Linked DNA regions of Homo sapiens: all the other regions are linked to region 1. The links are chromatin contacts, found by Hi-C or POLR2A ChIA-PET in ENCODE. All regions are on one chromosome and are shown on one strand. The core of a region is the stretch at or near the end of the contact, and the rest is flanking DNA. Distances in the headings are between cores, read along the strand shown. Region 1 has its middle 240 kb from the start of MIR4791. Region 2 overlaps KAT2B (lysine acetyltransferase 2B). Region 3 holds the start of SGO1 (shugoshin 1).

Evidence for each region. Hi-C counts contacts between places; a loop is a spot of excess contacts on that map. ChIA-PET counts read pairs that join two places held with the same protein, here RNA polymerase II (POLR2A). Pooled maps may share reads with other maps.
Region 2: a map with no recorded cell type shows a loop between it and region 1 (8-fold over the local background). The contact joins two enhancer-like sites. A Hi-C loop is called at or near these places in 3 of 37 single-sample maps with no recorded cell type and 4 of 50 pooled maps.
Region 3: a pooled map shows a loop between it and region 1 (4-fold over the local background). The contact joins the promoter of SGO1 here to the enhancer-like site in region 1. A Hi-C loop is called at or near these places in 2 of 37 single-sample maps with no recorded cell type and 2 of 50 pooled maps. POLR2A ChIA-PET finds 5 or more read pairs at or near these places in 2 of 52 experiments (MCF 10A and OCI-LY7).

The regions. Positions count from the first base shown.
Region 1 is chr3:19,557,618-19,561,219 of GRCh38, forward strand. No RefSeq gene overlaps it. Among named protein-coding and RNA genes, the nearest start is that of MIR4791, 240 kb to the left of the region's middle. Within about 2 kb of position 2,259, at least 3 of the 41 ENCODE cell types and tissues checked have a DNase peak (open chromatin) inside an H3K27ac peak, as active enhancers do; they include OCI-LY7, where a contact is called at or near this core.
Region 2 is chr3:20,125,646-20,129,239 of GRCh38, forward strand. KAT2B (lysine acetyltransferase 2B) reads left to right here. Exons shown (of 18, transcript NM_003884.5): 10 at 260-468; 11 at 1,778-1,904. Among named protein-coding and RNA genes, the nearest start is that of MIR3135A, 10 kb to the right of the region's middle. RefSeq lists an enhancer at 376-455. Within about 2 kb of position 1,251, at least 5 of the 41 ENCODE cell types and tissues checked have a DNase peak (open chromatin) inside an H3K27ac peak, as active enhancers do.
Region 3 is chr3:20,184,601-20,188,280 of GRCh38, forward strand. SGO1 (shugoshin 1) reads right to left here and starts at 1,606. Exons shown (of 8, transcript NM_001199251.3): 1 at 1,348-1,606. SGO1-AS1 (SGO1 antisense RNA 1) reads left to right here. Exons shown (of 4, transcript NR_132785.1): 4 at 1,375-1,515. RefSeq lists enhancers at 1,324-2,003, 2,024-2,083.

The DNA of each region.
Region 1 (3,602 bases), core at 1,009-3,508:
CACCAACAGTGTAAAAGTGTTCCTATTTCTCCACATCTTCTCCAGCACCTGTTGTTTCCTGACTTTTTAATGATTGCCATTCTAACTGGTGTGAGATGGTATCTCATTGTGGTTTTGATTTGCATTTCTCTGATGGCCAGTGATGGTGAGCATTTTTTCATGTGTTTTTTGGCTGCATAAATGTATTCTTTTGAGAAGTGTCTGTTCATATCCTTTGCCTACTTTTTGATGGGGTTGTTTTTTTCTTGTAAATTTGTTTGACTTCATTATAGATTCCGGATATTAGCCCTTTGTCAGATAAGTAGATTGCAAAAATTTTCTCCCATTCTGTAGGTTGCTTGTTCACTCTGATGGTAGTTTCTTTTGCTGTGCAGAAGCTCTTTAGTTTAATTACATCCCATCTGTCAATTTTGGCTTTTGTTGCCATTGCTTTTGGTGTTTTAGACATGAAGTCCTTGCCCATGCCTATGTCCTGAATGGTATTGCCTAGGTTTTCTTCTAGGGTTTTTATGGTTTTAGGTCTAACATTTAAGTCTTTACTCCATCTTGAATTAATGTGTGTATAAGGTGTAAGGAAGGAATACAGTTTAAGCTTTCTCCATATTGGCTAGCCAGTTTTCCCAGCACCATTTGTTAAATAGGGAATCCTTTCCCCATTTCTTGTTTTTGTCAGGTTTGTCGAAGATCAGAGGGTTGTAGACATGTGGCATTATTTCTGAGGGCTCTGTTCTGTTCCATTGGTCTATATCTCTGTTTTGGTACCAGTACCATGCTGTTTTGATTACTGTAGCCTTGTAGTATAGTTTGAAGTCAGGTAGCATGATGCCTCCAGCTTTGTTCTTTTGGCTTAGGATTGACTTGGTGATGCGGGCTCTTTTTCAGTTCCATATGAACTTTAAAGTCGTTTTTTCCAATTCTGTGAAGAAAGTCATTGGTAGCTTGATGGGGATGGCATCGAATCTTAAAAGATGTAAGAACTGCTGGGATGCCCTCTTAAGTTTAGATATCAAAAGGCAGGTACTATAATCCTTCTTTATTCTCTTCTGCATAAAATTATTGTTTTTCACAACCTGGGTGCAGACTAGATTCTACTACAATTTCAATATGAAACTGGAAATTTTAATAAGATACATCTGGCAATTCAGCCTTCAGGTCCCAGGCCAAATGTCACCATTTAAGATTTATACTCTTATAACACCGTGAGCTTTTTTCAAAGGATTTAAATTAAAAATGTAACTACGTATTTTATCAATCAATGTTTCTTTTTTCATCACACTGTAAACTCTTTGAGAGCAGGCACTTTGTCTATTTTTCTCACTATTATATCCATAAAGAACACAGAAATTACTAAATATTTGTGTAGTTAAACAAGTGAATAAATGAGGGAATGAATGCATCAATGAATAAAAAGCTGGGATCAGATGTTTTGTATCATAGGAACCGTGTCAAGATTCAGAAATGTTGTTGACACCAAACCAATCTCTAAATTATGTTCTCTATATTTGCCATATTTACTACTTTGTAAGATAATATATCTTCCAGTAGAACTCAGGGTTAACTTTGTATTCTGCAAGGCCATCTGAAATCTGTATGGACCTGCCATTCTAGGTAAAGGAGATCTAATCTCTAGTTTCCTCTGACTCTCCAGGTTCTGACTCAGCAGAATGGACTAAAGGACCATTATCAATATCCAGAACTTCTAGGCTTCTTAAAGAGCTTGAAATGATGTACATAGAATCAAAGTTTCCCCAAAACCTGAAAGCAGTTTTGGACCCAGCGTTCAGCCATACTTGAATACAAAGGAAAAAAGTAAATGCAGAAAGTGGTGGGAAATGAAAGGAGAAAGGCAATAGAAGAAAGCACTAATTTTTTGACATAGCCACTTGAAAGAAGAAAAATAATTAGTTATATATTTACACAATTACCAAAGAATTATAGCCCGTTTCTCAAAGTCTGTGTTTTTAATAGTGATCTATTTAGACAGTTGTATTAACTCTCACAGTCCAATATGTTACTATTGGGAACATAGAAAGATACCTGTTGTTTATATTTAATATAAGTTTCTATCTTTTATCTGTCAGGGGAAATTGAATGAGAACACTGTTTTAGAATACCTCAAAATTTCTTAGCTGTAACTCAGTATGCAGATATAATTAATGGTGGAAATGAAAATTCCCCACACTGGGAATTCTGGCTTTATTGCTATTAAATCCTCTGCACAGAGGTTGAGCCAGAGGTCTTGGGACCACATATTTTACTTCCCTCCTTCTATCTTGTTCCCATTTCTGTGACCGAGTTTCATTTCTCAGTTTTAGTTCTGCTCAGTTTTCTTTTCTCTGAGAATAAAACTACCAGATGTAAATGGCACCTGTTGCCACAGCAGCTAAAATATTCAGTTCTACCTTTCTCTTCTCAAAGGAACCTTAATGTATTCAGTACCTTTCTCTGGGTTAGAACAAAAGTTAGGAGCTAGGTTAGAATTAACCTCAGATATTCTCACAACCACTGAGATACAGCGTATGTGTGAATTCATTGACTGTTGATATTCCAAATCATTGTAAAATCACCTGTGTCATGAGAAAAAGAAACAATCATATGATTGATCAATGGTTCCATATTAACACCATCTGTCTAGGGGCTCTTCTAAGAGTTCTATGGCAAGAGAGAACAAAGTACACTAATGGAGCGTGAACTTTCTGTGGCTTACAAAGTCGGTTACATTTCAAGTTAGATTCATGTTTGATTCCCTGCAGTTTAATTTAGCCAGCAATATCCCCATTAAGATTGGTTCTTCCTCTGATTGAATCAAATAATTACTTGCTTATACTTCCAAGCTCTCATATCCCTTCCAATTTCTTTTGTTTTCTCAATGGAATTACTGTCTGCTTGGTTAGTTGAAAGGATTAAATCCTAACTGAAAGAAAAGTAGGAGTCTTTGAAGTGGCTGCTCTGTCTCTATTATAGAAACAGGAAAGGCAGGAAGTCCTACAAAAACTGTCACCACATTTATTGCCAAGTTTGTTCATGTCTGTACATTTTAAGGGATGGCTCTCTAAAGTCATGGAAAATTAAATGGGGAGATGGATTCTAAAGAAGGAACATATGTCAAACAAAAAATATATCCACACATAAAAACTGTATACAAATGCTCATCATAGCTTTATTCATCACAGTCTCAAACTGGAAACATCCCACATGCCCATCAACAGAGGAATGGATGAACAAAATACTGTTCAGCAATAAAAGAAATAATCTATTAATATACGCAACAACATAGATGGATCTCAAAAGCATTATGCTGAGCGGAAGAAGCATACTATGTGATGACATGTATATAGAACTCTAGAAAAAAACAAATCTAATCTATAAAGACAAAAAGCAGATCAGTGATTGCCTGGAACCAAGGTAAAGAGAGGAGAGGACTGACTAGGGACAAACACAAGGGACTTTTGTGGCATGATAAAATGTTCTGTATATTAATCGCAATGGTGTTTATATGGGAATAAATTTACCAAAATTTATCAAAACACTTAAAAGGATTATACTTTATTGTATATAAATTATATCTCAATAAATATGATTTTTAAAATAATATATATTAC
Region 2 (3,594 bases), core at 1-2,500, 570 kb after region 1:
ATCTACACTGAATATCATCCGTGTACACATATAATACTCCAATTTCTCAAAATGCTTTACCTGCCTTTTCTGTCTTGTCTTCATAACTTGTATGTGTATGTGTCTCTGTGTGTATGTGTGCACACATGTGTATTTAGGACTCTGAAAATCCACAAATGTGTATCTTATTAGAACAAAGATGAGAAGCTTGGATGTGTCCCATCCCCACTGTCTTGAGAGAATAGCTCTGTGTAATTTTTTCCTGTCTCTTGCATCTCAGACCAATTTTCTGTCAGCACACTCGGCCAGGGATGAGGCGGCAAGGTTGGAAGAGCGCAGGGGTGTAATTGAATTTCACGTGGTTGGCAATTCCCTCAACCAGAAACCAAACAAGAAGATCCTGATGTGGCTGGTTGGCCTACAGAACGTTTTCTCCCACCAGCTGCCCCGAATGCCAAAAGAATACATCACACGGCTCGTCTTTGACCCGTAAGTGGTACTTTCTGTTCCTTCTTCCTTATTTCCTTTTTAAATGAAAGAGGAACTGCTTAGATAGTGAAAGTCAGCCATAGTCATCCACCGAATACTACTGCACCTGTCTTGCTGTGGATACAGAGCTTCACCAAGCTGATTTTCATGTCTGAAAGTGCTAAGAGTAATTTTCAACAATTTACAAATTTTCTTGTTAATGATGATGAAACTTTATATTTTACATTGCTGATGACTCTCCTGTGCTTCATTCTTTATAGCAGTGAGAGAATGTAACACTAAGATGTTCTGCTTTCTTCATAATCAAAATATTGGTTTTGGTATCTTAACTAGGTGCCATTATTGCCCAGGTCTGTGGGCAATTATTGGGATATAAGACAGGTTAACTTTGAAAATCCATTGCTTAAAAAAAAAAAACAAAAAACTAGGCCGGGCATGGTGGCTCATGCCTGTAATCCCAGCATTTTGGGAGGCTGAGGTGGGAGGATCACCTGAGGTTGAGAGTTTGTGACCAGCCTGACCAACATGGAGAAACCCCGTCTCTACTAAAAATACAAAATTAGCCAGGCCTGGTGACACATGCCTGTAATCACGGCTACTTGGGAGGCTGAGGCAGGAGAATTGCTTGAACCCAGGAGGCGGAGGTTGTGGTGAGCCGAGACCGTGCCATTGCACTCCAGCCTGGGCAACAGAGCGAAACTCCATTTCAAAAAAAAAAAAAAAAAAACCCACGAAACCCTAAAGAACTAAACTTCTCTAATTGAATTTATTTTAACATACATAGCCCAGTAGCCTATGGGGACTGTGATCCATGCCTGTGACAATTCAGAGTGATGCTTTAGACAGAGGGAAGGATTCCATAATGCGGAATTTTGCAAATTGTATATGTAAATTTTAAATTCTTTTTCATAATGTTTCTGTAATATTTTGGAGTAAGACTTAACTCTTCAGAGACACATACCATGTTTGTCCATGACTTCCTGCTCTCCCTGACCCCTCCTTGGCACTGGCTGTGCCAGTTCCAGAGCACCTCTGCACATACTCTGTTCTCTATTTGTAAACCTCAGGCACTTCTTAGGTGACTGGTATTTTGTTCTGATGGGAGTGCTGATGACATCTTGTGCAGGCGACCTAGCTCTAAAAAGTTCAGATAAAAGGATGGTCTAGCGAGATAGGGGCTACATGAAGGAAGTTTCTATAGAAACTTAGGACATGTCCCTCTTTCTTAGTTGGTTAATAAGGAACACCCCAAAAAGTATATTTATATAACTAGGATAGGTAAAACTTTGACATAATCTTATTCTTTCAGGAAACACAAAACCCTTGCTTTAATTAAAGATGGCCGTGTTATTGGTGGTATCTGTTTCCGTATGTTCCCATCTCAAGGATTCACAGAGATTGTCTTCTGTGCTGTAACCTCAAATGAGCAAGTCAAGGTAAGGGTAAACCCAAGGTCTTAGAAGAAGAGCAGAATGTGGGGCTTCTCACTAAGGCCTGCAGAGCTTGGGAAGATCTCTCTGTGCCATGTCCAGAGAAGGTTCAAAGTGGAGTTAAGGACTTTCTGGGAATAGTCCTCTCACTCCAATGGTCTCCAACCTTTTTGGCACCAGGGACTGGTTTCACGGAAGACAATTTTTCCACGGGTCAGATTAGGGCTATGATTTTGGGATGAAACTGTTCCAGCTCAGATCATCAGGCATTAGTTAGATTCTCATAAGGAGCATGCAACCTAGATCCCTTGCACGCATAGTTCACAATGGGGTTTGCACTCCTATGAGAGTCTAGTGCCACCACTGATCTGACAGGAGGCAGAGCTCAGGCGGTAATGCTCACTTGCCTGCCACTCACCTCGTGCTGTGCAGCCCGGTCCCTAACAGGCCACGGACTGGTAATGGTCTAGGGGTTGGGGACCTCTGTCTCACTGTGAGTGTATGTGTATGTGTGTGAGGAGAGTAAGTGGTTTCACCTACCAACAAGTAGGGTTGTACCAAGGCTTTGTTGGACTTTGGGGCGAGGTACCAGGATACTGTACAAGTTCAATATGTAACTCAAGTGTAGTCGATAGCAAATGAAGGGATATTTGAAAAATAGATCTCAGTGTTCATTGTTAATTTACACATACACGCAAACATGTAATCACAATTAGTGACACTGAACTACTGGAAAGGATATGGTTAATGTGGATTAGAAAGATGATTTAGGCAGCTTACACTTCAGAAAGATTTCTTATGACCTTGTCCCTAAGGGAAAACAAGGACTAAGGAAATTCTTTAAGGGAAGTCATGAAATTCTATAAGGGAAGTCATGTAAATTTATGAATAAATTTCAGAAGTTATTCCTGTAGGGTTTGGCATGTGTTGGAGTGTCTTTTTGTTTTGTTTTGTTTTTTTTTGTTGCTAATTTATCTTCCCAGTTGTCTTTGGCTTAGGTCCCTTCCTTTCCAGGAACTGTGTCCATGTTTTATTGGTATTGCAGTTGGTGTCGCAGTCTGGCGAGAATAAACCAGACTCTGAATTGACAGAAAGAGCTCTCATCTATACCTTGTCCTGTTCTACTTTCTTGCTTTTAAGAAAAGGGAACCAGAAAACATGTCCTTAGAATGTTATTCATTTAGGGCTGGGCAGTGGCTCACACCTGTAATCCTAGCACTTTGGGAGGCCAAGGTGGGTGGATCTCCTGAGATCAGGAGTTTGAGACCAGCCTGACCAATGTGGTAAAACCCTGTCTCTACTAAAAATACAAAATTAGCTTGGTGTGGTGGCACATGCCCGTAGTCCCAGCTGCTTGGGAGGCTGAGGCAGGAAAATTGCTTGAACCCGGGAGGCGGAGGTTGCAGTGAGCCAAGATCACAGCACTGCACTCCAGCCTGGGCAATGAGAGCGAAACTCCATCTCAAAAAAAAAAAAAAAAAAAAAAGAATGTTATTCATTTAGGATTTTCATGGGTGGACTAAAGATTAGCAGCTCCGGATGATTAAGATGGCTGCTGAGAAAAATTATTGGAAGGTCTAAAGCAATGTGTCCAATAGAAATATAAAGCAGCCTGCAAATATGAGGTTATAAAAGCACACATATTATGTGCTTTTAAATTTTCTAGTAGTTATATGTATATATTTTTAAAAAAGCA
Region 3 (3,680 bases), core at 356-2,855, 630 kb after region 1:
TTAAACTATGTAGCACTACATACAATTTTAATAGGCTATTGTAACAAGTACAGAGCTAGAGCAGGAACTTGGGCAGAGGAACACTCTAGTATTCTCAAACTGTGGCTAAAAGTTAGGGCTGTTAACTCCCAGTAAATTATGAACATAACAAATCAGACATTAAATATTGTTGTACATACAGTTAAACGTTGAGTATTAAATACATAACTATACTTAATCTTTCAACGTTGCAAATCAGGTAGGCTTTAGCATGCTACTAAACATGTCAAACCACTTTTCACAAACATCTTTTACGCTAGATTGCACTTTGCAGATCTTAAAATTGCAAAAAAAAAAGACTTGTTTCCAATAACAATCTATGCACAGAATTTTCACTACAAAGGATATCTTCATCTCCTCTACGATAGTCAAATATTTTCCTAAACCTTACACTTAATCTTGAGTATTTCCTCCAGGCCTTATTTTCCTCTATGCAGTGTCTGGAATCTTAAATATAGGTATTGTAGATACCACTTAAGAACTTTCTTTCTACCAAGGTATATACAATATGTACTGGGAGGTTCCTAGCAGAGATAGGGTAGCTATTTTTAAAAGCACGAACGGTAAAGGGGTTGTTTTACACAATTAAGTTAGAATTGGAGATGTTTGAGAGTCATACAGATTAAGTAACGGATCTAGTTTAGTTAAGGTATTTTAAAGGCAAAGCCTTACCTAAAAAGCTTTCGTTATTACTTTTAATCAAGTTAAAAATCACAAAAGAAACTTGCCATATCAAAAGTTTTATATCCTGTCTAAATAAGGCGATGGTTATTAGCAGGGGGTGTGGTAGACAGAAGGGATGAAAGCAAAGACAGACCACAGCGCGAGATGACGGTCTCAATCTGTACAGTACTCGTGTAAGCGCTCTGGATTTAAAGAACCTAGCATATTTGATCTCCGTCCATAATTCTCCAATTAGTCCTGCTGCGAAGACAGCCAGGTAGGATACTAGTCAGTGCCGGCCTCTCCAGGGTAAGTGAGGAAGAGAATGGCCTGGACAAGGAGGACGTCAACGGTATCACGCTGCACAAAGAACTGCTGTCAATTTTCTTGTGTCCTTACGTTGAGCCAGGCTTTTAGCTATTGTAAAAGCTTTATTTGCACATCACTTAATCTACACAATTTTGCAAAGTAGGAAATTAGGGTCTCCATGGAAGCCGGAACATCTGAAAGCGCAGATCGAGTGGCTGAACGGCGAAAAGCGCGGCGAGTGGGACTCCACGGCCCGAGCTTTCGGCCACCGAATTTAGAATGATACTGAAAACCGAAGGGAAGTCAAACAGGGATCACTACGCCCTTGTTTCGCACCTTAAAACCTACTTCTTCCTCTTTCAGGGACTCCAGGAAGGCCGGGGGGAGGTGGGGCTGGCGGAAGTGGACGCGGCGACCCTCCTGCCGCAGGCGCGTCCAGAACGATACCTTGGCCACTACTTCTGCAACAGCTATCTTCCTCCTCCTCACATTTCAAGGCTCTTCGAAGCTCTCCAGCCACGGCTAGCCCCGCGCACTGGGCCCTCCAGGACCGTACCACCGTCCGCCGTCGCCTGGAACTACCGCCGCCACATTCGAAATTTTCCGCCTCGCTCCTCCATTGGTTGGCTGGGAGGCGGTCACGTGGCGCAGGATGCACCCAACACCACCGTCGCAGGCAGAGTCCCGCCCCGCCAGGCGACGTCACGTGACGCACATTCGCTCAAGTCCACATCCGGGCATCCACCTGGCCCTGGGGCGGAGCCTGCGGTCGGGTCTCGGCGACCCGCCGGGACTTTCTAATCAGAGTCGTGGGGATTTTACGGGTGGAGTTACTCCGAAACCTTTAAGGCCGAGTGTGATAGGTAGTTCAAAGCTTCCTGTTTCTTCAGTCTGACAGCTTCAAATGTCCCGGGTTGTGCTCAAAGCCTCCCTCTTGTGAGAAGAATCTCTTTGGTTGCCTGTTAAAGCGGTCAGCCAGCTTGCAACACGGAAGCAGCTTTTAGAGGAATTAAAACCAAAACAAGGAGCAAATTCTGGATTAAAAAGGTATTAGGGAAACTGCAGATACCTGAAAATTCTAGCTCCATGTTTCTCTTTGCCGGCTATCTCTGGCTCTTTAACTCTTCTCGAGAAATGGCACCAACATCCATCCAGTTACCGACTAGAAGCCTGAGAAATCGTCCTTAATGATTATTTATCCTCTCTTAACCTTTGCCCGTCCAGTCGGTCACACGATCTTCTCAACTCTGCTTTCCAAGTTTCTCTCATGCCCATCTTTTTCCCCCCAATCCAGCTTCCAGCCTAATCTCATTCCCTAAATTGCACTAGTACCCACTCTGACCGCAGACTCCACTCCCTATATTCTTCATAGATTAATATTTTTACAAAACAAGTATCAAATAGGAAACTTTACAATGGCTCCCTATTGCATTTAAGGTGAATTTCAAACTCCTTTAAGATATTTTGTCCTTAAAGAGCCCCATGATTCCTGGTTCCATCACTTGTACATTTTCTTTAATTTTCTTAAAATTCTTGCCACTTTTGCCAATGCTGTTCTGTCAAGAACACTCTTTCCCTTGGCCGAACTTACTCCTATGTATACTGAAGTTTCACTGTACAGATGAATTCTTCCAGAAAGACTTATCTACCCCTAAAGCCCCTGAGTGTCTGCTTTACACTTTCTTAGTGCCCTGCATTTTCCCCTTGGTATTCCTTGTGACACTGACTTGTCGTTCATTGCCTGTTTCTTGAAGTTGAATAAGGGCAGGAACTACATCTGCTTTGTTCATAGCTAAATTGTCAGCATCTCGTTGCAATTTGAAGTAAGTAGTAAATATTCACTGGGACAATAAAGGAACAAATAAATGAAAACGAAACAAATGTTTTGAATCTAGGCATTCTTTATGAAGGTGTGTTGTTGTTTTTTAAAGGTAGCTAACACATGCTTGCTCTAGTCTGGGTACCCATCCTGGCTTGAGTGGAAGAGGCTGAAACACCCTTCTCCAGCCAACAACTCCCTCGTTTTCCAAGTTAACCAGACCAACTCCATTAACCCTCAGTTTACTGCCACTGGGCAATGTGGCTTATATGTGTAGAAGCATCAAGAAGGAATGGGCAGAGAGGTTTTTTGTTGTTTGAGGTCAGAAAATTATGAAGTGGAACATGAGAGCAGAGAATAGGGCCAGCTTCATGAGCAGGCAACCGGTGCTTAGAAGGGCTGTACATTTGGTTTAATGCTCTGCTGTTGCCGTCTTGAAATGCTTAGGAGTTTATATTTGAACTTATGTTTTGTAAGTGATGTCTGATGAGACAATGGAGCAATCTTGTGAGCAGATGTGATTCATGCAATGTGTGTGTCTGTCACTGTTTCTTGCCCCATGTCATACAATGTTCAGGATGCGCACTAAATGGCCTCCATGAACCACTTATTTTGTAGTTAGGGACCTAAGTACAAAGTGCTCAGAAGGGCTCACCCTTGCCCTCTTGAAATTATTATTATTTTCTTTGAGACGGAGTTTTGCTGTGTCTCCCAGGTTGGAGTGCAGTGACATCATCTTAGCTCACTGCAACCTCTGCCTCCCAGGTTCAAGCAGTTCTCCTGCCTCAGCCTCCCAGGTAGCTGGGATTACAGGGACCCACCACTACGCCCCCTAATTTTTGTATTTTTT